4 separate regions of the Homo sapiens genome follow, and regions 1, 2 and 3 are each linked to region 4. The links are chromatin loops, found by intact Hi-C in ENCODE. Cell type or tissue: PC-3. All regions are shown on one strand. Each heading gives the region's core, and the rest is flanking DNA. Links, peaks and the distances in the headings are about the cores only. Region 1 has its middle 66 kb from the start of AXIN2. Region 2 has its middle 150 kb from the start of RGS9. Region 3 overlaps CEP112 (centrosomal protein 112). Region 4 overlaps CEP112 (centrosomal protein 112).

The links. Peaks named below come from ENCODE experiments on the same cell type or tissue, not always from the same donor. Only the 100,000 strongest peaks of a DNase experiment are listed, where the experiment ranks them.
Region 1: a loop joins it to region 4, with 9 times the contacts of the local background. A loop is called at or near these places in 5 of 110 quality-filtered maps.
Region 2: a loop joins it to region 4, with 4 times the contacts of the local background. A loop is called at or near these places in 24 of 110 quality-filtered maps.
Region 3: a loop joins it to region 4, with 5 times the contacts of the local background. A loop is called at or near these places in 3 of 110 quality-filtered maps.

The regions. Positions count from the first base shown.
Region 1 is chr17:65,625,125-65,631,070 of GRCh38, reverse strand. No RefSeq gene overlaps it. Among named protein-coding and RNA genes, the nearest start is that of AXIN2, 66 kb to the right of the region's middle. RefSeq lists an enhancer at 1,357-1,856. In PC-3, for the core only: no CTCF peak of the experiment used is centred there; a DNase peak (open chromatin) is centred at 2,600; H3K4me3 peaks cover 1,042 bases; H3K27ac peaks cover 2,020 bases.
Region 2 is chr17:65,280,665-65,286,610 of GRCh38, reverse strand. No RefSeq gene overlaps it. Among named protein-coding and RNA genes, the nearest start is that of RGS9, 150 kb to the right of the region's middle. In PC-3, for the core only: no CTCF peak of the experiment used is centred there; a DNase peak (open chromatin) is centred at 2,730; H3K27ac peaks cover 1,758 bases.
Region 3 is chr17:65,985,616-65,991,561 of GRCh38, reverse strand. All of the region lies in intron 17 of CEP112 (centrosomal protein 112), which reads left to right. Among named protein-coding and RNA genes, the nearest start is that of CEP112, 200 kb to the left of the region's middle. In PC-3, for the core only: CTCF peaks have their summits at 3,142 and 3,345 (motif pointing right); a DNase peak (open chromatin) is centred at 3,371.
Region 4 is chr17:65,782,251-65,788,196 of GRCh38, reverse strand. All of the region lies in intron 21 of CEP112 (centrosomal protein 112), which reads left to right. Among named protein-coding and RNA genes, the nearest start is that of AXIN2, 220 kb to the right of the region's middle. In PC-3, for the core only: no CTCF peak of the experiment used is centred there; DNase peaks (open chromatin) are centred at 2,846 and 4,136; H3K4me3 peaks cover 334 bases; H3K27ac peaks cover 3,103 bases.

The DNA of each region.
Region 1 (5,946 bases), core at 577-5,576, 160 kb after region 4:
TCCCAAACTCTACCATTTCAACCTTCTCATTTATTGTTTCTCAGACTAGCATTCCGTCAAGCCCTGTTCTGCAAAATTTGTCTTGAAGTGTTCAGGTGTCATATTTAGGAAATGTGACGTGCTATATCACCCTCTGGAAGATTCACATTTACTCAGTCACTCACTCAGTCATTCATTCATTAAATAAATAGTTGCTGATTGCCAGCTGTGTGCCATACAGCAACATGAACCACCCCAAAACTTAATGGCTTAAACAGTAACTTCCTGTCATCTCGCTCAGTGCTGAGGGTTCATCGGGCTCAGCTAGGCTGTTCTCACTTGGGTTTCAGGCAGGTGCAGTCAGGTGTTGGCTGGTGTGGCAGTCATGGGAGGCAAGGGCTCAAGCCCACAAGACCCATTCACATGGTGGGCAACTGATGCTGCCCATCTGCTGGGGAATGGCAGCTTTGAGGTGCCCTCCAGTGCAAGCCCAGCCAGAGACCAGACATTGAAGCTACCAACCCCATAAGGCCAGTGCCCAGAAACTGGCAGGATCACTTCAACTGTCAAAGACAGAACCTACCCAGAGACAAGGGCGGAGGACGCAGACCCAGCAAAGGCAAAGAATCTGTTGCCGTCTGTAAGCTGCCACACCCTTTGCTAAAGAAACCAATTTATCTTTCTTTTTTCTTTTCTTTTCTTTTTTTTTTTTTTTAAGACAGAGTTTCGCTCTTGTCGCCCAGGCTGGAGTGCAATGGGGTGATCTCGGCTCACTGCAACCCCCACCACCCGGGTTCAAGTGATTCTCCTGCCTCAGCCTCCCGAGTAGCTGGGATTACAGGCATGTGCCACCATGCCCGGCTAATTTTGTATTTTAAGTAGAGGCGGGGTTTCACCATGTTGGTCAGGCAGGTCTCAAACTCCTGACCTCAGGTGATCCGCCTGCCTCAGCCTCCCAAAGTGCTGGAATTACAGGCATAAGCCACTGCGCCCGGCCTACCTTTCTTTAATCTGCAATTTCCTAAAATGATTTGATCCATGGAATTATCTTTCAGCTTCTTCTGTGACTCACATATTTTATTGTAGAGTTCTGTGAAATATTGATCAGAGAAGCCCAAACCTAAGATATTGCTTAAAAGTTCCTTCCTGTTCAAAAATTCTGTTAATCTATGTTGCATTTCTAGAATCACAGGTCCAGTTGGGGATTTAGAAACACTTCTTGGGAAACCCTGAGTTAGGGATATTTAAGAGGCCATGTCTTTTTTCTCTGTTCTTTTAAAAGATGGAAGTAACCTTAGTTGAATTTTTTTTCACCTCTCCTCGGCTTGAGGTTTGGTATGCATTACTTGACTTAATTATATTAGCAAGCGTATTATTAAAAGGTCCCTCAAAACCCATACCCTGTGCTCAGGAGCCTTCTTTCGTGGAACTGTCAGGCACATGGAAGGCTGTGGACCTGATAAGCCTTTGAGAGGAAATTTCCTGAACCACAGAGCACTTCAAAACTATTCAACTAAGTAGAGCATAATCATCTAGATAAACAAATGAATCAGCCTTCTAATTGCCCCGTTAGCTTTCTCACTTTCTCACCACCACAGCCCAGTTCTCTCTCTCCTGGCCTCTTAGCCCATCTCCTGGATCTCATTCTTCTCAGCCTGAGCCTGGGGGTCGGGGGAGAAGGTAACTGTGTAAAGGGAGCCAGGTGCAGGGGCTGGGCGGCCCCTCTGCTCTCTTAACTCTCCACATCTTACTGAATGCCACAGTCACCAGACAATTGGTCTAACCCTGTGATCCGCAGGTGTTTTGAAAATAGCTAAACAGGCTGGGCAAGGTGGCTTGCACCTGTAATCCAGCACTTTGGAAGGCCAAGGCCGGCGGATCACCTGCAGTCAGGAGTTCGGGACCAGCCTGGCCAACATATTGTGAAACCCTGTCTCTACTTAAAAAATACAAAAAGTAGCTGGGCGTAGTGGCGCATGCCTGTAATCCCAGCTACTTTGGAAGCTGAGGCAGGAGAATCGCTTGAACCCGGGAGGTTGAGGTTGCAGTGAGCCGAGGTCGCGCCACTGCACTCCAGTCTGGGTGAGAGGGTGAGACTCCATCTCTAAAAAAGAAAGAAAGAAAGGGAGAGAGGGAGGGAGGGACCGAGGGAAGGAAGGAAGGAGAGAGAGAAAGAAAGAAAGAAGGAAGGAAGAAAAGAAAAGGAAGGAAGGAAGGAAGAAAGAAGACATCTAAACGGTTGGTTTGACTGAATTCAGCTCAGTCCAAGAAGCAGAGCCTGTGAGAGTTTGAGGGAGAAAGAAAAATAGAAAAGACACTGTTTCCTTAAGAAGAAATATTTGCCTAAGAGGATCGTGGAGGGTCCTGCGAATCTTGCAGTTTTTAAAGAAACGTCTTGCCATCGACTGAGATTTCTCAAAACTGAATTTTGCATTTCCCAGTTTTGCTTCCTGTGAGGTGACGGCAGCTGTCACTAACCTGACATCAACCCTGATGCTGCTCGTCAGGTTCGTGTAAGCTCGGGTTCTAGCCCACTTTCCCAGCTACTGCAGTGTCACAGTCCTGTGGGCAATCTTTGTCAGGACTGATCGTTTGGCCCATTACGCATCACTGTGTTTGTAATAAAAATATTTACCCAAGCCGGGCCACGGTGGCTGCTGCGTGAAGCCTCAGCGGCGTTGACTCATCATGTCTCCACCTGTTCTTTCTCAGAGTTAAGGATCTGGTAGCAGTTTTCTGCCTAGAGTGATATTTCCTACAATGTTAGAGAACCTTTCTCTGACTGAGTTCCCACTTGTATTATCTGATTTTCTTCTCCAGTATTTTTATTTATTGCATTCGGGCATGTGAATTTGGAAGCTGCTGAAATAGAAATGGGGTAGATTAAGAGTTTTCTTTTAAAACCCTTTCTACTGTCTTATTTGGATTGTGGGGTGTGTGTGGGAGGGTGTGTGTGCGTGCACGCGAGAGTGATGGTAAATCCATATACCTTCAAAGGCAAATCCGCACATCTTTATAGTGCCAGAAATCTTTTTTAAATAGGCTAATTAAGATAGCAAACCTAAGTAGACCTCCTACCGCTGGTCCCTGCTGTCAGGTACTTTGCCTAAAACCATATAATGTTCACTCTCTCTGCCTTTTTATTGGCAAAGAAGAAAGACTAATTGGCCCCATCTCCATCTCACATTGTAATTACTGTTCTCCCTGTGATATCACCTCTAACACGTGAGGAACACATTCACTTCATGCAGACTGTAGATTGAGCTCAACGCTTCAAAGCTGGATTAAATTTGTGCAAAAATTAAATATTCTACAGAATTTTGCAAGTGCCTCATCTGTCCCAGGGACTGAGCCTGGAATTAAAAGGCAAACAAGGTTGAATAAGACTTTGGCAACATGCTCCTTGCCCAGAAAGAGTTTGTGATTCAAGAAGGAAAATAAAACATATGCACAAAAGGGAAAAAATGATAATATAAGAGAAAACATGATCTTTGCGTAAGAGAAATGGCAAGTATTATGAGATTTCCAGGGAGGCAGGAACATTTGCAATCAGGTCTTCTAGGAAGAGGTGACACTTAGCTAGAGTTTAGGATAGCAGTAGGACTTCAATAGGTAGAAATGCAGGGAAGGGCCTTGTAGGTGGAGTCGCAGCCGGTCAGGTAGTTCAGACCATGGAGATGACAACTGCTGGGAGAAAACTAGCATGAGATAAGCTTTTGAAGGTGTGTCAGAGTCAGATTATGGAAGACAAAGGGAACTACATGTACTGTCTACCTGCAGTACTAGGCAAGGCCTCAGCACAGGTCAGTTAAGGATCTGGAATTGGGCTGGGTGCTTAGCTTCTCTGAGTCCGAGTTTCCTGATCCTAAAAAATAGAGGAATAAGGCCAGGTGCAGTGACTCACGCCTGTAATCTCAGCACTTTGGGAGGCTAAGGTGGGCGGGTCACTTGAGGCCAGGAGTTCAAGACCAGACTGGCCAACATGGCAAAACCCCATCTGTACTAAAAATACAAAAATTAGCCAGGTGTGGTGGTGCATGCCTGTAGTCTCAGCTACTCAGGAGGTTGAGGCGTGAGAATCACTTGAACCCCGGAGGCGGAGGTTGTGGTGAGCCAAGATCGCGCCACTTCACTCCAGCCTGGGTGACAGAGAGAGATTCTGTCTCAAAAAAGAAAAAAAAAGAAAAAAAGAAAGAAAAGAAAAAAAAAGAAAATAGAGGAATAGTAGAACATGGTTATGAAGATTAAATGAGGTGTTGCATTTTAAAAAGTCTAACATGCAATAAACTTTCAATAAATGAAGGCTGTTTTAATTTTATGACAATTCTCAATAAGTTTATAAGTCTTATTTCTATTTGGGGAAGCTGAAGCAAAGAGAAGTTTGGAAATTTGTCCAAGGCCACATATCTAACATCTGGCAAAAGCAGCAGTTGGAACCCTTGTGTCTCTGATTCACTCACTTTTGCTCTTTTCACTAGAATGCATTGTCTCCATGCAGGAAAAGTTTGGAGGTTATTTTATAAGCAAGAGGGGAGCAATTAGAGTCATTTGAACAGGGGAATAACATCATCAGAAATTGCTGTATAAGCATGTGTCCAGCTACAGCATGAAATGGGATGGAATTTTTTTTTTTTTTTTTTTTTTTTAGATGGAGTCTTACTCTGTTGCCCAGACTGGAGTGCAGTGGCACGATCTCGGCTCACTGCAACCTCCGCCTCCCGGGCTCAAACAATTCTCCCTTCCTCAGCCTCCTGAGTAGCTGAGATTACAGGCACCTGCCACCACGCCTGGCTAGTTTTTGTATTTTTTAGTAGAAACAGGGTTTCACCATGTTGGCCAGGCTGGTCTTGAACTCCTGACCTCAGGTGATCTGCCCACCTCAGCCTCCCAAAGTGCTGGGATTACACACATAAGCCACCGCACCCAGCGGAGATGGGGTGGATTAGAGCAGCGGTCCCCAACCTTTTTTGGCACCAGGGACCAGTTTCATGGAAGACAATTTTTCCACGAACAGGGTAGGGGCAGGGGGTAGGACACAGTGGGGATGGTTTCAGGATAAAATGGTTCCACTTCGGATCATCAGGCATTAGACTCATAAAGAGCATGCAACTTAGATCTCTCGCATGCACAGTTCACAATAGGGTTCACACTCCTGTGAGAATCGAATGCCACCCTGATCTGACAGGGTGGAGCTCAGGTGGTAATGCTTGCTCCAAGGCGGCTCATCTCCTGTTGTGAGGTCCCATTCCTAACAGGCCACACACCAGTACAGGTCCTCAGCCCGGGGGTTGGGGACCCCTGGATTAGAAGAGACAAGAGGCTGCAGGCAGAGAAAAATGTAAGCAATGTGTGCAGTATTCCCATAAATTGGTCCAAGTCGTCAGTGAGAGAGGCGTTTCTCTGTGAATGGAAAGTGGGGCAAAGATTCAGTAGCCACCATGACACCTGAATAAATGAGATGATTGCAAAAAAGAAACAGATGTGGGGCCAAGGCTTCCAGCTTCAGAAGACATGGGGCCAAGCCTTCTAGCCTCAAAAGGTGTGTGGCACAGGTTTGAGTCAGGGAAGAAGGATGAGTTTGGGTTTAGATATAATGAGCTTCATCAGGCAACTGGAAACCGGGGTCAGGGCCCAGAGATTTGTCAAGCCAGGAACATCTGGGTTACAGTTGATGCTGGGAGAGCCAGTGGTTTCACCAAGAAGGGGAAGGTCTTGGGGAAAACAGAAAAGGAGAGGAAGAGGAATCAGAGAGGACCAGGGGAGAGTGCACTGTTCTTTCTGGAAGCTGAGGAAAGGAGTTTTTTTGGTTTTTGTTTGTTTTTTGAGATGGGCTCTCACTCTGTCACCCAGGCTGGAGTGCAGTGGCGCAATCTCGGCTCAATGCAACCTCCACCTCCCCGGTTCAAGCGATTCTCCTGCCTCAGCCTCCTGAGTAGCTGGGATTACAGGTGCACGCCACCACACCTG
Region 2 (5,946 bases), core at 598-5,597, 500 kb after region 4:
TGGGGCAGGATTATACACATGGATCTCACTACCAACTGGAACAGACCAGTCAGATTTCATTCATTCATTCATTCATTCATGTAACAACGAGTTATTGGAAACTACTATCTGCCAGTCACTGTCATGGGCGCTAGGGATGTGGCAATGAGCCAAACAGATTCCCACTGAGCTTGCACTCTGGTGGAGACAAAAATAAATAATCATATATATATATATGTGTGTGTGTGTGTGTGTGTGTACGTATATATATGTGTATATATGTCAATTAATGATAAGTGCTAAATAAATAAATAAAGCAGTGCATGGGGCCAGAAGTGCTGGGAAGGGACACACGGAAGGCAGGAGGTGGTATTTTAAATAAAAATATCAGTGAAGGTCTCGAATAAGATGACTTTTAAAGAGAGTCCAGAACACAGTGAGTAGCAAATGCAGGGAAGAGCAGGCCATGCAGAAAGAACTGCAAACACAAAGGTCTTGGGCAGGAAACACCATGAGGTTAGAGCAGCTAAAATGCAGAGAAAAGATGAGTGAGGGTAGGATGAGATCAGAAAGATGGGTGGGGGTAGGATGAGACCATAAATGGAAGGTCTTGTTGACCATGGCAAGGACTTTGGGTTTTATTCACAGTGAGATGGAAGCCATCATATCAATAATATTTTTTCATGACTAATATTAATTGGACTAGGTGCCAGGCATGGGGCTAAGCCCTTTACAAACATTTACCTCTTACAAGAAACCCCACAAGGTGCACATCATTACTGTCCTCATTTTATAGATGAGGAAGCTCAAGTGTAGAAAGCTGGAGTTGATTGCCCCAAGACTCAGCCCAGAAGCCCCTGACTCTAAATCCTCTTTTAACTTAGGTTACCTTTCCTACAGTGCTTCCAACTGTCCAACTTACTTCACTATTATCAAAAGAAGGCCACGCACAGCAATTATATGAAATAAAAGCTCAACATCACTGATCACTAGAGAAATGCTAATCAAAACCACAATGAGATACCATCTCACACCAGTCAGAATGGCAATTACTACAAAGTGAAAAAATAGCAGATGCTGGCAAGGTTGTAGAGAAAAAGGAACACTTATACGCTGTTGGTGGGAGTGTAAATTAGCTCAACCATTGTGGAAGACAATGTGGCAATTCTTAAAAAAACCTAAAGGCAGAAATAACCCAGCAATCCCTCTATTGGCTGTATGTCCAAAGGAATATAAATCGTTCTGTCATAAAGACACATGTATGCTTATGTTCATTACAGCACTATTCACATTAGCAAAGACATGGAATCAACCTAAATGCCCATCAATGGTAAATTGGATAAAAAAAAAAAAAAAACGTGGTACATATACACCATGGAATACCATGCAGCCATAAAAAAGGAATGAGATTATATCCTTTGCAGGAACATGGATGGATCTGGAGACCATTATCCTTAGCAAACTAACACAGGAACAAAAAACCAAATACTGTATGTTCTCACCTGTAAGTGGAAGCTAAATTATGAGAACACATGGACACATAGAAGGGAACAACCCACACTGGGGCCTACTGGAGGAAGAGTAGAAGGAAGAAGATAATCAGGAAAAATAACTAATGGGTACTAGGCTTAATACCTGGGTGGTGAAATAATCTGTACAAGAATCCCCCATGACACAAGTTTACCCGTGTAACAAACCTGTACATGTATACCAAACTTGATATAAAAGTTAATTTTTTTCTTTTTTGAGATGGAGTCTCCCTCTGTTACCCAGGCTGCAGTGCAGTGGTGCGATCTCCGCTCACTGCAACCTCTGCCTCCTGGGTTCAAGCGATTCTCCTGCCTCAGCCTCCCAAGTAGCTGGGATTACAGGTGCACACCACCATGCCCAGCTAATTTTTGTATTTTTAGTAGAGACAGGGTTTCACCATGTTGGTCAAGAAGGTGGCCTGGCCACCTCCTGACCTCGTGATCCACCGGCATCGGCCTCCCAAAATGCTGGGATTACAGGCACGAGCCACCGTGCCCGGCCAAAAGTTAACATTTTTTAAAAAAACAGTCATGTAAAAACCCATGTGAAGACTGAGGCAGAGACTAGTGATGCATCTACAAGCCAACGAATGCCAAGGGTTCCCAGCAGCCACCAGACGCTTGCAGAGAGTCATGGAACAGCTTCTCTCACAGACTCTCCAGAAGGAACCTACCTTGCCAACACCTTGACTTTGGACTTCTGGCCTCCAGAACTGTGAGCAAGTAAATTCCTATTGCCTTGAGCTTCCAACTTGGTAGTAATGTCTTATGGTGGCCCGAGGAAACTAATACAGATTTGTGTAGAGTAATGGGACCAGTTCTGTATTTACAGTCAGTTAACTGGCTCTGTACCTCCTAGCTGGGTATCTTTGCACAACTTTGTTACCATCACCGAGGCCCTCAATGTTCTCTCTATAAAATGGGCACACTATCACCTGGCTCCGAGGGTTGCAGTAAGAATGAAATGAAGTCTAGACAATGCACCTAAAGCATCTGGCAGAGCTGGCAGAGCTCCTACTATGTAGAGGCTGCGTTCGTGGGGATAAGATGATAAGCTGCAAGTTTCAGTGCTTGGGACAGCATTTAAGACAGAGGTTGGAAGTAGTGATTCCTGGGCATTTGCTTCTAAAGCCTCCAGTGGGTTGCTGGCAAAGCGGCTTCTCTCTGACATCATCTCCTGAAGAGGGAGAGTCCAGGTCTTGGGCCAGGCAGAAGTCACCGTTTGGAGAGTGAGTCAAGGAGTCCTGGCACTTGGATATTCAGTCATTACTTCCTGCCAGGAGTCTGGGTATACGGGGAGGAAACCCTGTGCCAAGGGAGTCTTCGGGCTTCAAAGCCAAAGAAAAGGCAATTAAGTTTATGATGGAATTAGTCAGGAAACTGTAAACCTAGGATGTCGCCCCTGTACAGTAGATTCTTTTAACACCACCTCAGAACACACTGAACAGTCTGGTCTCTGGTTCCAAAATTGTCTTAAAAATAAATGTAGAGTCTAGACAAAGTCACTTTGACCTTTCTGCCACTTCTGGGTCTTCATATGTCACCACGTTGAGGTGCATGCCCAGTAATAAGCCAAGATATTCCATGTCCTGTACCTCTAACCCGAATCCTTCCCCATCTGGGATCTGGCTTCCATTAAGCCCCTCCGAAGTGGGGAAACAGGAAGGAAACTAGATATGGTGTAGTGCACAGCCCATCAAGGTGAGCCAGGCATGAGTGTGGCTTGGCCTCCTACAATGCATTGAATTCACTTGAGTCCCCAGTCTTAATTGGTGAAATTAAACTTAAGCAATAAGAATGTTGCCTTGTGGGCCATGAATTAGGCATAAACAAGAACATTTCTTAAGGACAAAGGGATCTACTAATCAGGAGGACATAACAATTCTAAACATATGTGCTCCTAATAACAGAGCTTCAAAATAGATGAAGCAAAATCTGACAGAACTGCAAAGAGAAATAGACAAATTACAACTGTTGCCAGAGACTTTAATACTTCTCTTTCAATAATTGATAAATCATGTAGACAGAAAATCAGAAAAGATACAGTAAACTTGAACTATTACCCCAACTTGATCAAATTAACCAGAAATAAACCAAGTGTCTATCAACAGAAGAATGACTATACAAATTGTGGCATATACAAACAGCAGACTACTATTCAGCAATAAAAAGAAATAAGCTATTGATCATTCAATGACATAGATGAATCTCAAAATGTTTAGCGAAAAAAGTGAACCAAAAAAGAGTACGTATTATATGAATCCATTTACACAAAACTCCAAACAATGCAAACTAATAGAAAGTGGATCAGTGGTTACCTGGGGAGAAGGGTGTTGGAGAGATAGGGAGGGATTACCAAGGAGTATGAGGAAACTTTGCAGGAGATGGATCTGTTCACTATCTTGGTTGTAGTGATGGTTTTATTGCTATAGACCTATGTCAAAATTCATCAAATTATATGCTTTATGTGCAGCTTATTATATGTCAGTTATACCTAGATAATTTTTTAAAATATCTTAAGACTGTCCAGAAGACAGGGGAGAAAGCCTCCACTTGGAAACCTTGTTTTGGAGGTTATACAACCTACCTGGTTCCCAAACTCACGTATTCTCCTCCTGAGATATTGGTGGAGGCATCAGATACATCGTTTGGCATTCTCGGTTTAGAGTCAGAATCTCTGGGAGGCCAAGATAAAGTGCCAACTGTCCCCAGTAAAAATCCCTTCCATGATGGGAATAGACACTTTGCAAACAACTACAAAGATTTTACTGTAACAGAGTGATGCAGAGTTTTTATTTGGGCCAGGACTGGCCTTTGGGTACTCTTAGCATCTGCAGTAGCGACACTCAATTCCCCAAGTGTCTGTACCCATCTGGGCCTATGTCAGGACTGAAGACGTGCTGCAGGGAAAACTTGGTATTAGTCCATTCTCACATTGCTATAAGGAAATACTTGAGATTGGGTAATTTATAAAGAAAAGAGGTTTAGTTGATGCACAGTTCAGCATGGCTAGGGAAGTCTCAGGAAACTTACAATCATGGCGGAAGGCAAAGGGGAAGGAAGGCACCTTCTTCACAAGGTGGCAGGAAGGAGAATGAATACAGGAGGAACTCCAAACACAAAACCATCCGATCTCTTGAGAATTCACTATCATGAGAACAGTATGGGGGAAATCGTCCCCAGGATTCAATTACCTCCACCTGGTCTCTCCCCTGATACGTGGGGATTACAGGAATTGAAATTCAAGATGAGATTTTGAGTGGGGACATAGCCAAACCATATCAACCTTCTTGTACACAATCATCACTCAGTCACTCGCAGGCATATGTGTTCAACTTTGGGTGGTCATGTTGGGGAGGACCTGTGAGTCATCCAAGAAAAAAAAAATCAATCATTTGGGGAGGAGTTTGACCAGAGTGTGTCAGATTCAGTCGCAGGACCTGAAGATCAGGGGTGAGGGCAGTTCTGGGCAGAGTAATCCAGTTGGGTACCCTGGGACATATGTGAACCCTGAAGAAGAAAAAGGTTTTTTTGTGTGAATTGAAAAACTCATTCCATTGACACCAAAGCCTACGTTCTTAATGATACACCAGATTGACTTCCTAGACCAGGGGTCTGAAAACCACTCACCACAGGCCAAATCTGTCACACTGCCTGTTTTTGTAAACAAAGTTTTATTGGAATACAGCTCCATCCATTCATTTACATGTGGTCTGTCGTGGCTTTAGTGCTGCAACAGAAGAATTTCACAGTTGTGTGATTGCAATGGAGGCCTTACGGCCTGTAAAGCCTGAAATATTTATTATCTGCTCCTTTAAGAAAAAGTTTGCTAGGGCCTGGCCTTACATGTCAGGCCTTATTATAATGTGAATACCTCATTTAACTGGTGAGTAATGTAAGACATTTTATTTAAAAGACACAGATACAGAAACAAAATGTGGTACAAATGTACAATGGGATATTAGTCTTAAAAAAGAAAGAAATTCCGACTTAAAAAAGAAGGAAATTCCTACAACTTAGATGAACCTTGAGAACATTACACTGAGTGAAATATCACCAAAAAGACAAATACTGTATGATTCCACTCATATGAGGTATTTAGAGCAGTCAAATTCATAGAGACAGAAAAAATTGTGTTGCAAGGGGTTGAGGAGCAGGGAGTGGGGATGAATCTTTTTCATTTTTATTTTATTTTATTTTAGTTTTATTATTTTTGAGACGAAGTCTCTCTGTGTCACCCAGGCTTAAGTGCAGTGGTGCAATCTCAACTCACGGGAACCTCCACCTCCTGGGTTCAAGCGATTCTCCTGCCTCAGCCTCCCGAGTAGCTGGGATTACAGGCATGTGGCACCACACCCAGCTACTTTTTGTATTTTTAGTAGAGACAAGGTTTCACCATGCTGGCCAAGCTGGTCTCGAACTCCTGGCCTCAAGCGAT
Region 3 (5,946 bases), core at 564-5,563, 200 kb before region 4:
AATACTATTCTACCAGAATATAAAAGTAACCTATAACTTATGATACTTAATAAAGAAGATATGGTGCTGTTTTTAACTGATGCATATATATTTAAAGATTAATTAAGTTTGTAACTTTTGAATATATTTTTTCTATTGCTACTATTACTAAAATTAGGAACACATGCAATTTATAACGTATCATTCAACCAAAATATGTCAGATTTTCATATATGAGTATAACGTTACCTCTCACAACATAGATACTGTATAGAGTTGGGGAGCAAGAGGGAAATATTTGACATGTATGAAATCAACTTGGATTCCACTTACCTAGAATTCAATGAATTATATCAAAGTTCGATTAAAAGTAACCAGAAATTGCTGAATTATATTATAGTTAAATTATTTAAAAAGTTTATTCTTTGTCGTGGCCACTCAAGTTCTAGGGTAATCCAAAAGAGAATTATTTTGTATACCATTGTAATAGAAGGTTGTGATAAAATGAACCTATCCAGAGTTCTGAAGCCAGGACATCTCAGAGCCTGATGCCCAAGGTGTATTATCTGGGTATTGCTGTTGGTTATTCAGGGACCAGAGGCTCTTTAGTTAGCAGGTGATGAATCCTGCCAGATCTCCGCTGTGACAGGGCAGCACTGAGTTCAATGTGAAGTTCCCCAGTCGCTGCTCTCCTCCTCTCCCAAGCACACAGATTTCTCCATGCCAGATGGCCACTGCCCAGGGCTTGGGAGAGCTGATACAGGCATTCCCTTCAGCCTTTCTGGCTGGTGTCTCAGTAGGTTGTGTGCCCCTCTAGTCCACTGGCTCTGAGCCCAGCTCAGCATTGGGACTTCCCTAGGAATTGCAGTCCTTATGGCCTAGACTGCCCTTCAAGTTCACTTAAGGTCCCAGAGCACTCCAGCTTGTGGTGGCAAGGCTTGCTAGAACTCAAGTTCTGACCTTTGGGATGAGCGGTTCACCTCTGGGCATGGGCCAGTCCAGGTGCCCTCTCTGCAGGCAGATGTCAGCTGACTACAGCCTGGTTCTCTTTTCCACCATGACAGAGCAGCACTAAGTTCAATGCAAAGCCTCACAATCTCTGTGCTCTCCTTCTCCCAAGAGCACAGATGCTATCTGGCTGGTGGATGGGGGAGGAGTGGCATCAGCAATTCAAAACTGTTTTTCCTGCCCTCTTTGATGTATCTTTCAGCCATATGAAATTAAAAGTAGATACTGTGATTGCTCACCTGAGTTTTGGTTCCTGTGATGGTTCTTTTTATACATAGTTGTTAAAATTTGGTGTTTCTGTTGAGGGGAAGAATCACTTAAGCTTCTATTTAGCCATCTTGCTCTGCCCTACACTCTATGCCTTTTTATTGGAGAATTGAGTTCATTAACATTCAATGTTATTATTGATCAGTAAGGACTTAAATATTATTATTTTGTTGTTTGTGTTCTGGTTGTTTGGTAACTTCTCTTTCCCTTTCTTCCTTTATGGTTACATGATTTTCTTTGGTGGTATGTTTTAATTAATTGCTTTTTATTTTTAGTAAATCTATTATAGGTTTTTGCATTGTGGTTACTATGAGGCTCACAAAAAGCATTTTATAGCGATAACAAGTTATTTTAAAGAGATGAAAATTTATCTTAGATCTCAAAGTATAGGAAAAAACAAAAAATGAAAAAACTTACATACTTTATCTCTCCACATTTAGACTTTATGTTGTCTCAATTACACATCTTTATATTGCCCGTCTCTTAACAGGTTCCTGTAGGTAGTATTGTTTTTTATAGGTTTGTCTTTTTGGCTTCATACTAGAGTTATGAGTGAATTGCACAGCACAGTTAACAGTATTAGACTATTCTGGGTTTGTTCATATACTTAATTTTACCAGTGGGTTTCTTACCTTCAAATGTTTTCTTTTTGCCCGTTAGTATTTTTTTCTTTCTAATGGAAAAACTCTGTTTAGCATTTGTTGTAAGATGGTTCTGGTGTTGGTGAATTCTCTCAGCTTTTGTTTGTCAGGGAAAGACTTTATTTCCCCTTCATATTTGAAGGATAGTTTTGCTGTATATAGCATTTTTGTATGACAGTTTTTTTTTTCTTTCTGAACTTTGAAACTGTCATCCTGCTCCCTCCTGGGCTGTATGGTTTTCCCTGAGAGGTCTGTTGCCAAATGAATTGGAGCTTCTTTAAATTATTTGCTTCTTTTCTCTTGCTCCTTTTAGGATTCTCTCTTTGTCTTGGCCTTTGAGTGCCCAATGTTTATAGGCCTTGGGATAGTCTTATTTGGGTCAAATCTGTTTGGTGTTTTCTTTTTTCTTTCTTTCTTTTTTTTTTTTTTTTTGAGATGGAGTCTCACTCTGTCTCCCAGGCTGCAGTGCAATGGTGCAATCTTGGTTCACTGCAAGCTCTGACTCCTGGGTTCATGCCATTCTTCTGCCTCAGCCTCCCAAGTAGCTGGGACTACAGGTGCCCACCACCACACCTGGCTTTTTTTTTAATTTTTTTGTATTTTTAGTAGAGACAGGGTTTCACCATGTGTCAGCCAGGGTGGTCTCGATCTCCTGACCTGGTGATCTGCCCGCCTCAGCGTCCCAAAGTGCTGGGATTACAGGCGTGAGCCACCACGTCTGGCCCTGTTTGGTGCTTTCTTACCTTCTTGTACCTGGACATTTATCTCTTTCTTAAGTTTTGGAAAGTTTTCTTTTATTATTTCTGTGAATAAGCTTTCTACCTCTCACTGTTTCTCAACTCCCTCTTGGACACCAATAATTCTTAGATTTTGTCTTCTAAGATAATTTTCTGTATCTTGTAGGAGATCTTTTTTTCTCATTCTTTTTTCTTTTTTCTCCTCTCAATGTGTGTTTTCAAGTAGCCAGTTGTCAAGCTCACAGGTTCTTTCAATGCTTGAACCATTCTGCTATTGAGAGTCTCAAATGAATTTTTCAGTTCAGCAAATGTATTTTTCAACTCTAAGATTTGTTTGATCTTTTAACAATTATTTTAATTTCTTTGTTAGATTTCTCTGATAATTTATGAATTGCTTTTCTGTGTTATGTTGGAGATCACTGAGTTTTCTTAAAAATGCTATATTGAATTCTTGGTCAGAGAGTTCACATATCATTTCATACTAGTCAGTTGCTGGTTCCTTGCTCTGTCTCTTTGAGGAGTTCATGGTTCGTTGTTTGCTGTTGTTTCTTGAGGATGTTCATCTGTGTCTTTGCATTGAAGGATTAGTTATTTATTCAGTTTTCCTTGCCTGACTTGTTTTGTTTTTTATTGGATATGTTTGCTTTAGTGATTCATTATAATTGATTTGTTGATTTCTTTCTTTCTTATCTCGCTAGATCACTGCCTCCTTTTTGTCACTAGATGGCACCTTAAGCCCAGGTTTTGCTTGGTTCTAGTAAACAATCAGAGTGCCACCTGTCCTGAATATGGAAAGTCCTAAATGGGATATCCTAGTAGTGTGGGAAGGCGGGTTAGGAGTTTGTGCCTAGGGGACCTGGGCTGTTGAACAGTCACTCTGATTTGGTGTCTTTTTTGGCCAAGTTACAGAACAGAGTTTCCAGGACTGAGAATGATAGACTCACCTCTCCCTTTGTCTCTGGCTATCCTCAGGAATATTTCTCCCTTCAGGAACTCACAATGTTTCCTGTGGCTTAAGGCAGAGACAGGTCCTCTGCCAGGGAACCCAATATGTTGGAGAAGCTGGTTGTCCACCTTGATCTTTTTCTAGTGTGGAAACTCTGGGTCGAGGGGAAATTTTCTGTATGCCTGGGCAGATTGGAGGGGAGGGACATTGTATACATGGAAGTGTGGTTCTCCTACTCTCTGCTCAGAGTTGTTTTTTACTTCCCTGTGGTCCTGGGAACTGCCTCATTCTCATATTTGAGTTCTGTGATATTGCTGGTGATAATCTCAGTGCTGTCTGTTTGTTTTTGGTTTTCTGTGTGGGAGAGTGAAGCCAGCTTCTATGCCGCCATTTTGAAACCAGAAATCTGAATCAGATGTAATTCTCTTTTTTTCTGTTTGTGCTAGGATACAGTAAGACATCAACATTTTAAATTTTCCCTTAAAAAGTTTAAGCTTAGTTTATTTCTAATATTGTTTTCCTTTTTTTAGCATTTATTTTCCATTTTCACTTTTGTAGCTCTTTTATCATTCTTTCATATTTCTAGTTTCTTTCTCATATTTTCATGTGTTGTTTTTGTCCTCTGAGTATATGGGATGGTTTACAACATCACTGATTTGCATTTTTGCTCTTTGCCACTTCCATTATGAATTTTTATTGTGCTCTGCATTTTTGCTTCTTTTCTATTTTTCATCTTAATCATATCCCCTTTTAAATATTATTCTGTTCTCTTTTTGTCTTAGCTAATTCTTAAGATTTTACCTTGTATTTCATAGAGACGGTCTTCTTTACGATTCCTCATACTTTTCTGATATTTTCTTCTGGATATTAGATTATTTTGATGGTATATTTTTATTCTGTGTTTATAGGATGTTGTTCTTTTCCCCTGGTTCTACAATAGCTTTTAGTCTCCAACTGGTATTTTTTTCTCATTACTCAATAATGAATAAGGGAGATTTTGTAAAGTCTTGGTGTTTCGTTTATTTAACAAACACTTGTTGAGCTCTCACTGTTTGTACACTTTTCTAGGGACTTTCTGATATTAGTCTACTGTGTATTTTGGGTATGGATTGTCTTGTGTCTTCTCCATGTCAACTTGTATAATGGTCATATTCTCTTGAAGATTTTCAGGTGGATAAAAACATTGGTCAGCTGCCAGTGAAGTTCCCAGTTTCTAGGATTATTTTACCTGTAGAAACTCTGCTTTACTAGTGATATATCTTTTTATAACTTATATTATAAGTCTTTGATTTTTTGAATGAAATAATGAATCGTATAGTTCTCAGTATGTTTTGAACTCAGATTGTTTTCCCTCTTTTTGTGTCCAAGTATATTCCTTTAGCTGTGGAGATGATGGCTCCCTACATATAGTACACCAACATCATTTGTACTTTACTTTAATCCGATGCATTTTGGGAGTTGCTGGCTCTGAATGATTGTGTGTGAAACACTAGTAGATGTTAGAAAAACGTACCACCATGGAAGGAAAAAGCATTATCATAGAAGAATCACACATAGTAAATATTTTGATTTTTTTCAACACAGAATCTTTGACTTGAGGGAGGTAGAATGTGTCTTCCTATATAATTTTTCTTAGGTTCTGTTTCCTGAAGCTAATTTACATTTGCTTTCAGGTAGATCTGTATAGATATATTTTTAATTAGTCTATTTCCATGTACTTTATAGTTGTTGGAGATTCTGCCCAGGTTCTTTCACTGTGTTTTCTGTTTATCTGAGTTATTACTGTTCTTGCGATGTTTTATTTTTTTTCCCCCTTTCTCTTTCTAGGTATTTTAGTGAGCACTTGGGGGAGACTATTGGAGAGATGTTAGCCAGATATCATTTTATCTATGAAACCTAGAGCTATTCTTACTGAGATTTTTTGATAGGATTCTTTTTGAAATGTGATCTATTACTTCAATTCTCTTTACAGTTGCATAATGGATAAGTTTAGGATAAGTCAGCATCATCACTTTTGGAATAAATTATCGTGATTTGCTGTAGATTCAATCACAGATTAGTTTGTAGGCCTAAACTCTAAATGCACACTGACCTTTCCATTACTTTGAAACTTGATTTCTTAAAAAAAAAAAAAACAAAAGCCCTTGATCTCAGCTTGCTTTGTGGTCTTATGCCTCATCTTCAAGAGGATGGAGTGAGGCATGCAGAGCTGTATGACCTCCTGAGCAGTGGAACACGGTTAGCTTTCTACAAAATTAATAAGTGAATCAAAGACTGACTCATGATCTCCCAAATGGTTTTTCTTTTACTCCAGAAACATCATCATTTTCTCTGTTGTCATGAACGGTTCTTTGATTTTTCACACCAT
Region 4 (5,946 bases), core at 638-5,637:
ACGTTGCCACACTGAAAGGAGAAAAACCATGTGATCATCTCAGGTAAAGAAAAGCATTTGGCAAAATTCAACTCATATCTGTGATAATCTTAATAAGCTAGGAATAGGAGGGAGTATCCTTACCCTGATAAAGAATATTAATCAAAAACTTAGAGCAAACATCATTTTTAGGGTGAAATGTTAGAAGGATTCCCTTTAAAATCAGGAAAGGAGAAGGGTGCCCGTTAATCACTGCTGCTGTTCAACAGTGAAATACAGATGCCATTGGTCACAGCTATACAAGAAAAAGAAATAGGATACAAATTAGAAAGAGGGAAGCAACCTGATATTATTCACTGATGATATGATTGTCTGTACATAAAATCTATACATAAAACCTAAGTGGATCAGTAAACTATTGGAAATAATAAGACAGTTTAGCAGTTGTCTAAATATATAATCCAGCAAGAAACAGAAAACATAATTTAAAAAATGATTCTGCTAACACAGCAAAATAGAAAGTGTATAGGAATGAATCTAAGAATAGCCGTATAAGTCCTATTTGGAGAACTTTTAACTGTTTTAAAAGAAATTAAAGAAGACCTAAATCATGGAGAAATATACCCACTAAATCTTGAATACCTTAAGTATCTTAAAGATGTCAATTGTCCTCAATTTGACCTATAGATTTAATGCAATTCCTTGGATTTATCTGACAAAAATAAATCTAATTTTTAAAGACAGGATCTCACTGTCACCCACATTGGAGTGCACTGGTGCGATTATAGCTCACTGCAGCCTTGAACTCCTGGGCTTAAGTGATCTTCCCACCTTAGCCTCCCAAGTAGCTGGGACTACAGTTGCACACCACCATGCCCAGCTGAATTTTTAAAATTTTTTGTAGAGATGGGGGTCTTGCTTTGTTGTCCAGGCTGACCTTGAACTCCTGGCTTCACGCAGTCCTCCCACCTCGGCTTCCCAAAGTGCTGAGATTACAGGTGTGAGCCACTGTGCCTGGCCTAAGGCCCAAGAGCAGCCAAAATTATTCTGAAAAAGAAAAAGTCAAAAGTATTTCCCTCCTACCACATACAAAATCAAAATTTGTTGCAAAGGTATGGACGTTAGTAGTTTGGCACTGGTACAAGTATAGATAGACTGACCAAAGAAACAGAATAGAGAGCACATAAAGCCATATATTGATATATATAGATGATATAGATGTAGTTATGGAAACTTGGCATAATATTCTTTTGTTAAGCTCTTCATTTCTGACACACGCCATAGAAATTTGGCATGTGTCAGAAATGAAGAGTTTAGTAAAAGAATTGGCTAAGGCCAGGTGTAGCAGCTTTGCTTATAATCCCAGCACTTAGGGAGACGAAGGCAGGCGGATCACTTGAGCCTAAAAGTTTGAGACCAGCCTGGGCAACATAGTGAGACCTTATCTCTAGTAAAAATAAAAAGGTCGTCGGGTGTGGTGGTGCATGCCTGTGGTCCTAGCCACTCAGGAGGCTGAGGCAGCAGGATAGCTTGAGCCCAGGAGATCAAATCTGCAGTGAGCTGTGATTGCACCACAGCATTCCAGCCCAGGTGACAGAGTGAGACCCTGCCTCAACAACAACAGCAAAAAAAAAAAAAAAAAAAAGAATTGGCTAAAGACAAAACAGCATTTTACAGAGGTGTAAATATCAGTAGCCCATAAATACATGAAGAACTGCTCATATCGTCAGTAACCAAGGAAATGAAAAATAAGACACTAATGAAATGTTATATCTAATAGACTGACAGAAATTAGGAAGTCTGGCAAGAAAAGAAAAGTCATCCCGATCGGAAAGGAAGAAGTAAAATTCTATCCTCCAATGACAAAATCTTGTGTACAGAAAAATTCTCAGGAATCCTACCAAAAAAAAAACCTGTTTGAAAAATAAGAGTTTACCAAGGTTGCAGGATATAAGATCAATATAGAAAAATCAATTGTATTCCAATACCCTAGGAGTAAACAATCTGATAATGAAATTAAGAAAACAAATTCATTTAAAATAGCATGAAATAATTAAATACTTAGGAATAGAATTTAACAAAAGAAGTGCAAAATATGTATCTTGAAAACTACAAAACATCAATGAAAAAATTAAAATCTAAATAAATGAAAAGGCATTCATATTTACAGATCAGAAAACTTAACGTTGTTAAGATGCCAGTATTACCCAAATTGATATACAGATTCAGCACAATCCTACCGAAATCCCAACTGCCTTTTTTAGTATAAATTGACACACTGATCCTGAAATTTATATGGAAATTCAACAAATAGTGCTGGGACAACTAGATATCCATATGCAAAAGAGTAAAGCTCAACCTCTACCTCACAAGATACACATAAAAGGACCTCAAAGTGAATCACAGACCTAAAAATAAATGGTAAAACTATAAAACTTTTAGAAAAAAGCAATATCAGAGAAAAATGCTATGAAACTCTTAGAAGAAAACATGCAAGTAAATTTTCATGACATTTCAGGATTAGGCAAAGAATTCTTAGATATGACACTAAAAGCACAAATGACAAAGGAAAAAATAGATAAACTGAACTTCATCAAAATGAAAAGCTTTAAAGGAAACTTCCAAGAAAGTAAAAGAACAACCCACAGATAGAAGGAAATAATCACAAATCATGTATCAGAACAACAATGAGATACCACTTCATACCCATTAGACTGGATGTAATCAACAAGACAGACGAAAGTTTTGGCAAGGATGTGGAGAAATTAGAACCTTCATACTTTGCTGGTGAGATTGTAAAATGGTGCAGTCATTTTGGAAAATAGTTTGGCAGTTCCTCAAAAAGCTAAACATAGTTACCACATGACTCAGCAATTCAACTCCTAAGTACACACAGGAGAACTGAAAAAATATTTCCCAAAGAAACTTGTACAAGAATGTTTACAGAAGCATTATTCATAGTAGTCAAAAAGTGGAAAAAACTCAAATGTTTGACTGAGGAGTGGATAAACAAAATGTGGTATATCCACACAATGGATTTGACTAGGAAAAGGAATGAAGTACTGATACATTCCACAACATAGATGAACATTGGAAACATGCTAAGTGAAAGAATCTGGTCATGAAAGGTCATATGTTGTATGATTTAAATTACGTGAAATGCCCAGAGTGGAAAAATCCCTAGAGACAGAAAATAGATTAGTGGTTGCCAGTGGCTCAAAGGATGGGAGAATGGGAAGTGACTGTTAATAGGGATGGGTTCTTTTTTTGTTGTTTTTTGTTTTTTTGAGGTGATGAAAATATTCTAGAATTTTGTCGTGGTGATAAATGTACAGATCTATGAATATACTAAAAACCACTGAATGGTGCAGTTTTAAATTATGAACTTTATGATATGTGAATTATATCTTACTACAGCTGTTATTAAAAATAGAAAATCTGGCTGGGTATGGTGGCTCACTCTGCAATCCCAGCACTTTAGGAGGCCGAGGCAGGCGGATCATGAGGTCAGGAGTTCAAGACCAGCCTGGTCAATATGGTGAAACCCCGTCTCTACTAAAAATACAAAAATTTGCCAGGCATGGTGGCATGCGCCCATAGTCCCAGCTACTCAGGAGGCTAAGGCAGGAGAATGGCGTGAACCCGGGAGGCAGAGGTTGCAGCCAGCCAAGATCACACCACTGCACTCCAGCCTGGGCGACAGAGTGAGGTTCCGTCTCAAACAAAAAGAAAAAGTAGCAGAGCACCCCAGTCTTGGGGACATGCCAGGAAGAAAATTGCTTCCCCAGTAAAGAAGCTGAGGCAAATAGTTCTTTTGGGTTTAAAGTGGAAAGATGAATAAGAAAGAGTAACCAGAATCTACTGTAAAAGACTGTTTTGGTAGGTGTCTTTTCTAACAGTCTGACCCTGCAAGTTTATAAGCTCAGCTGTAGTAAAGTCACTTCTGTTATATCTTGTTTCCACTTTAGACCATGCAAAAATGCAGCCATGCCTTAGACCTAACATTACTCGCCTAGTTCACCTCCAGGATTTCAGTCTACCAAATTCTCCTTTTGATCGCTCTTGCCTTGCATTTTATTTTTCCCATTTTCTCACGCATAAAGAACCTAGTGTTTGTCTTCATTCCAGTGCTGACTCACTACTCTCTGATCCATTGCCATCTTGCACTTGCATCACTCCTACATTGCTAAACCTCAGTCCTATTTAATCTTTATTGTCCACTTTATCTACATGTTATAAAATAATACCCAGGAAAGTTAAATGATTTGCCCATGGTCACACCACCCAGGTTGGTTTAACTTCATAGCCCATGCTGTTAACCACATGCTTTACTGCTTACCACCTGGCAACAGTTGAAATAGTCGATCAAAGGAACTTTATGTAATGAAAAAGATGGTGGAAGTAGATTTTAGGGTCTGGGTGATGGGAAATTCAACTATAAAGCAACAGAGCCAACTGGACACCTTATTTTTGTCAACTGAACGGGGAAATAAGACATGTTTTGTATGGGCATCATACTTATTGCTTTCAAACATTTTGAATATTATATTAAAATGAAGTGGCGAAGTAATTCAGCCTTGATGTAGATGATTCTGGAAAACTAGATACACTCTAAGTCATTTTATTTTATTTATTTTTATACAACAATTTTCTTATCCATTTATTGGTTGATGTACATTTGAATTGTTTCCACCTTTTAGCTATTGTGAATAGAAGTGTTATGATAAATTGTGTACAAGTATTTGTTTGAGTACCTGTTTTCAGTTCTTTGGAGTATTTACCTGGGTGGTAATTGCTGGGTCACATAAGAATTCTATGCCTAACTTTTTGAAAAACTTCCAAACTGTTTTCTACAACAGCTGAAACATTTTACATTTTTGTCAACAATCTAGGAGAGTTCAAATTTTGACACATTCTCATCAACACTTGTTATTCTCATCATCATCATTATTATTATTACTATTGCCATTCTACTGGGTATGTAGCAGTACCTCAATGTGTTTGATTTGCATTTATTTAATGACTAATGATGTTAAATAACTTTCAGGTGCTTTTAGCCTTCTGTGTATCTTGTTTTGAGAAATGCCTATTCAAGTTCTTTACCCATTTTTTAAATGTGAATTATTCTTTTTTTTTAAATATTTTCTTGAAAAGTAGTAAACTTTTAGTGCAGATAATGTATGTTGTCTTAAAAGTTTGCATAGTCTTATATTTCTTTTTCAATTTTATTTTTATTTTTTTTTCAACTTTTATTTTAGATTCAGTGGGTACAGGTACAGGTTTGTTACCTGGGTATATTGCGTGATGCTGAAGTCTATGGTACAAATGATCCTGTCACCCAGTTACTGAGCATAGTACTGAACAGTTAGTTTTCCCACCCCTACCCTCTTCTCCCTCCCACCTCTAGTAGTCCCCAGTGTCTATTGTTGCCATCTTTATGTCCATGAGTACCCAATGTTTAGCTCCCACTTATAAGTGAGAACATGTGGTATTTGCTTGGGCTAATGGCCTCCAGCTGTATCCATGTTGCTGCAAAGGACATGATTTCGCCCTTTTTGTGGCTGCATAGTATTCCATGGTATATATGTACCACATTTTCTTTATGCAATACACCATTGATGGGCACCTAGGTTGATTCCATGGTTTTGCTATTGTGAATAGTGCTGCAGTGAGCACTCATGTACATGTGTCTTTTTGGTAGAATGAATTACTTTCTTTTGGTTGTATACCCAGTAATGGGATTGCTGGGTCAAATGGTAGTTCCATTTTTAGTTCTTTGAGAAATCTCCAAACTGCTTTCCACAGTGTCTGAATTACTTTCCATTCCCACCAACAGTGTATAAGCATTCTCTTTTCTCTGCAGCCTCACCAACATGTTTTTTGACTTTTTAGTAATAGCCATTCTGACTGGTGTGAGATGGTATCTCATTGTGGTTTTGATGTGGATTTCTCTGATTAGTAATATGG